Regions from separate parts of the Homo sapiens genome. Here region 2 is linked to region 1. Evidence: chromatin loops called from intact Hi-C (ENCODE). Cell type or tissue: Caco-2. All regions are shown on one strand. Region 1 overlaps GRIN2B (glutamate ionotropic receptor NMDA type subunit 2B). Region 2 overlaps GRIN2B (glutamate ionotropic receptor NMDA type subunit 2B).

The links. Hi-C counts contacts between places; a loop is a spot of excess contacts. Peaks named below come from ENCODE experiments on the same cell type or tissue, not always from the same donor. Only the 100,000 strongest peaks of a DNase experiment are listed, where the experiment ranks them.
Region 2: it touches region 1 in a loop (7-fold over the local background); 4 of 110 quality-filtered maps call a loop at or near these places.

What each region holds. Positions count from the first base shown.
Region 1 is chr12:13,863,326-13,865,825 of GRCh38, forward strand. GRIN2B (glutamate ionotropic receptor NMDA type subunit 2B) reads right to left here. Exons shown (of 14, transcript NM_000834.5): 3 at 2,473-2,500. Among named protein-coding and RNA genes, the nearest start is that of GRIN2B, 120 kb to the right of the region's middle. In Caco-2, a CTCF peak has its summit at 956 (motif pointing right); a DNase peak (open chromatin) is centred at 976.
Region 2 is chr12:13,738,447-13,740,946 of GRCh38, forward strand. All of the region lies in intron 4 of GRIN2B (glutamate ionotropic receptor NMDA type subunit 2B), which reads right to left. Among named protein-coding and RNA genes, the nearest start is that of GRIN2B, 240 kb to the right of the region's middle. In Caco-2, a CTCF peak has its summit at 1,343 (motif pointing right); a DNase peak (open chromatin) is centred at 1,375.

The DNA of each region.
Region 1 (2,500 bases):
CACTTTCAGTCAGATGACATCCCCCACAATGCCATCTAACAAGGGAGAAAGTGAAGGGTAGTAAGATATATGAGACCTTAACCAGTCATTTTCTTGAGAGACAAGAGAGTACACAGCCTTTGAAGCTAGCAACCAATGTTAAAATCCTGGCTTCCACTTAAGAGCTGTAGCATTTTGGATATGTTACTTAACCTCTCTGAGCCTCAGTTTCCCCATCTGTAAGATAAAGATTAAATAATATCACTTAGGTCGCTAACTGGTTAAGAGTATTAAATAAGATAGTACATACACAGCACTAAGCGCCTAGCATATGGGGAACACTCTCAAAGCCCCTAAGATACATCAGCGAAAAAAAGAGTTCAGTCTCTCTGCATGCTCTGCAAGTTACCTTATATTTGTATAATGATGTTGTGGATTTGTAAAAGGTACCAGAGAGAAGCAATCAGCTAGTTTAGGCATAACTTTTTCTACCAGGGAGAAATAATATAGGTTGCACAACAGCCCACATGAGAAAAAAATCATTTTTACCTGTTGTGCTCTCAAAGTAGATATGTACTTATTCATGGTAATTTTAAAATTCGCTCTTAACCATATCAGAATTCTTTCAAAGCAAAATTGTGCCCTCAAATTGCCACTGTTAAAATAAAATATAATTTGCTAAGGACAATCATATTTGAAAAAAAGAAAAATCTACCTGAAGCACAACTCAACGGGTTCTGCCACAGCAGTCTACATTTTCCATTTTGCTTATTTTTCCCACTTCCCTTAGCATGGGCTATTTGTGCTAGTGCCTATTTTCTAACATCTGTACCTGCACCCACGTAAATGGAAGAATATGTTTCTCATATGATACTGGAATGTCTTCACTTAACACTTTTAACTTGACCTTTCCTAGACTGAAGGGAAGCTCTGAAGCAGAAGCTAGTCATCTCTGCCTGCTGCCGACAGGTGGCGGTAACGGTCATGCAAGGTTCCTTTAGTCTCGGCTCAGCTGCTCCACTGCGGAGGTTGTCAACTAGCCAGGCAGCATGCTTGTGGTGTCTGTGCTAGGTTTTAAGGTGTTTACAAACATTATTAACCCGAAAGCATGTCTTTTAAGTACAAAACTAAAGGCAGGTTTGAATGTGGTGATAAAAAGTATGACAATGACAATAGTAGAAACCCAAAATGATGAAAAATGATAAACGTAGCACTTGTGGTGAAACTAACTATTCTAAGACGTGAATGGCTGGCTGCAAAGGACAGTGCATATGTACTAAGTGCTGTATCTAAGTAATGAACAATAATCAGTAAAGCAAGGAAAATAACTGAATAACTGATAGTATGTAAAAACAAAACAACCCAAAGCAGAATAAAACGCTTTTTTCTGCAGTTAGGGAATAAGCCCCAGTGTCAAGTGGCAATTAGTCATATGACAATTAGCCTAACATTAACGCAGGAGAGGCTAGGATTTGTTGGAGATTTAAAGCAGTGGTTGTCAATCTTAACTGCACTCTAGAATCACCTGGGGAGCTTTTAAGACTCCCGAAGCCCAGGCCAATAATCAGAATCCCGAGGGGTGGGACTCAGGCATCAGCAGTGTTGAAAGCTCTTCAGGTGATTTTAATGTGCACCCAATTGCCTTCAAATCTAAGCATGGGGAAAAATGTGTTGCTACAGGTTCCACGGATTAAAATCCATCTGGATGTGCAGATCAATATGTGTGATGAGCGTTAATACCTTGGCAAGAATTATTTCCCTATGACATTTGTATCTTCAAGTAGAGAAATCACCTGCCTTGAGGGATTTTTCTTTTTATAGTCTTGAAAACAGTATGGGGGAGAACACGTATTGCCAAAGAATAACAGAGTATGCCTTTCATATACCTATTTGAAGAAAAGGTATCCCAGAGCTACAAGCGTCAACATCCCTTAGTCATTTCAGTGAGTCCATTTACAAACAAGTGGACACAAAAACCTTTTCAAAACTATAGGAGTTTCTAGATACCAGCACCTTTCCCTCACTTTCATCTTTAACAGATTGCTAAGCATGCACGGTGGCTCACGCCTGTAATCCCAGCGCTGTGGGAGGCTGAGGCAGGTGGATCACCTGAGGTAAGGAGTTTGAGACCAACCTGGTCAACATGCTGAAGCCCTGTCTCTACTAAAAATACAAAAATTAGCTGGGTGTGGTGGCAGGCGCCTGTAATCCCAGCTACTCGGGAGGCTGAGGCAGGAGAATCACTTGAACCTGGGAAGTGGAGGTTGCAGTGAGCCGAGATGGCATCATTGCACTCCAGCCTGGCTGACAAGAGCAAAACTCTGTCTCAAAGAGAGAGAGAGAAAAAAAAAGGATTAATTGCTGGCCTATCCACGCTGTCAATGCAATCTGGTTACCTTCCATCATTAACAATCAAGTTTTACAGGAAAACAAATGCATGGTTTAGTCCTCAGCACAAACCCTCAGGCCCTTCTCCCTGCAGCCCCTTTTTACCTTATCTGCCATTATCATAGAGGAGCCC
Region 2 (2,500 bases), 120 kb before region 1:
GTTTTACTGATGAAAACTCATCCCTCTGCATAAAATAGACTCATGAAGTACCAGCAACAGGAACAGAAACCAAATTAGGAAATCATGACCACCTGCAAGAGGATCACCATGATGAAATGTTCATATCCTGTACCCTTTCCAAATTTTGAAGTTCATAGCACCAGTGGAAATCACAATTTTCAGACTAGTCAGGAAAGAATGAAAGGAAGGAATTCTTTCAAGAGCACCAAGTTCAAATGCATGTGAATGCTATCATTGCATTTTACCCTATTCTGATAACCGAGGTAAAAAAAAAATGACAGGAGACTGGAGAACAGTGATTTACAACTCCTGGCTGCCCTTAGGAATCAACCTGGATGCTTTTAATACACGTCTGTTCCCGGGCCCTTACCCTCTTCCAGTGCAGCTACATCAGAATGTGTGCTGGGTGGGGCCTTGGGGTCTGTATACAGTTTCTTAAAGCTTCTCAGGAAATTTTAACATGCAGTCATGACTGAGAAGCACTGACACAAGGAACTCAAAACACAGAAAAATGAAAACATGGTGAAGACAGCACGGGAGGAAGTCAGCACATCAATACATCCCTGAGGCTGTTGAGTCAGTATCAGTTGATACACTTTAGAAGACTCTTGTATCTGAAAAAGAAAAATGTGGCTAGGTGTGGTGGCTCACGCCTGTAATCCCAGCACTTTGGGAGGCCAAGACAGGCAGATCACCTGAGGTCAGGAGTTCGAGACCAGCCTAACCAACATGGAAAAACCCTGTCTCTACTAAAAATACAAAATTAGTCGGGCATGGTGGTGCATGCTACCCAGCTACTTGGGAGGCTGAGGCAGGAGAATCGCTGAACCTAGGAGGCGGAGGTTGTGGTGAGCTGAGATTGCACCATTGCACTCCAGCCTGGGCAACAAGAGTGAAACTCCGTCTCAAAAAAAAAAAAAAAAAAAAAAAAAAAAGAAGAAAAGGAAAAAAAAAGCTAACTTCTGATGATCCTAACCAACCTATTTTACTGGGATTACTTTATTCAACATTACTGCCTCTACCACATAGCTTCCCTGCCACTGCTCTCTACTGTTCACCAAATGTTTGGGGTAATGCTGGTCTCTCCTGGCCAGAGAGATGGTGAATACCTGGGCTGTTCCGCACACTTCTGAGCACTCAGTAGGTACTCCCCGGTGTAATACTTGTGGCTGATGAGAAAGATTCTGAAAAAAAATAGCTGATTGCATGGAGAATGGTTCTAAACACACAAGTGTCCAACTTGGCTAAGGTGGTTAATTTTGGAACTGGGCTGAATTTGGAACTGGGCTGGGGAAGGAAGCGCATCCCTAAGGATTGAGCCACTAGAGGCCGCTCTGAGCCAGATTCTCACTAAATCATGCTATGAAGAGGAATCACATCAAAGGGAAAAGGAACGCTGCTGAGTAGCACCGGGCGTCATGGCAACACCATGGTTCCTATTTTTAAACTTAGTGAGTGAGCCCACAAAGTGTGGGTGTATGCACGTGGGGGAAGGGGACTCTGGTCTATTCCTAAAGAATATTCTTTCATGAAGTTTTGAGTTTGCAGGTGGCCAATAAACTGAGACAATGAGATTAGAGAATCAAACTAGAATCAGCTATATTGGAATGGTTCCTTTCTCCTGAACTCCACTCTCTTAGTCTCTATCAGAAAGGATCCTCCATGGCCTTGGATCAGAGGTACCAGGAAATTCGTGATGGTTTTCACTAACATTCTGAAATTCTTCGTTCCTGAAGCTCATTCTGCTAGTCTTTTAGGCAATTCACTTTATATTTCAAGAAAAATAAGTCTAAACAGCAAACTAAAAGCATCTGTGGACACTCCACTCCTTGTGAAGACAATCAGATGAATGCTATGTATTGTCCGTATTCCCGGCATCCGGCACAGGGTTCAGTACATACAGAATAGGGGGTCCACATTCCTACTGGATGTGTCACTCAGTGAATTAAGAATGAATGTAATTTTGTGAAGTGCAGAAAAGTGGGCCCCACATGTCCCGTTTCTTTCATTTCTAATAGCATTTTCTTTTTTTTTTTTTTTAACTTTTCTCCAATCTCCAGCTGAATACAAGGCTTAAACAAATCCAAATTTATCTGACCTGTCAAAAATGAATAGTGGTACTGGAGGACATTTGTAAATCATGGCAGAGGCCAAGGTCTTGTTTTGTTCTATTGCATGTCCCTGACAGTATTTTCAATGCATCTGTAATCTCCCTGAACCTTGGCAGGTTGTAGACCAGAAAGTCTCCACCCGCTTCAGTTCCAAGGATTTTTCAGGTATGCAAAGACTACAAGTTGTTGTTTTTTCCTCTATGGGTTAAAGGATTTGGGAATAGGATAAGAAAAAATAATCCTCCTTCCCATTAGGAAAAGGGAGGTATCAGCAAGATCAGAGCAAGACCAGCAAGTAGAGATGGGCACACTTCAGGACAGAGAGTGAGATGAGCAGGTTCAGTGTGGGAAGTCTTTACCATGTGTGT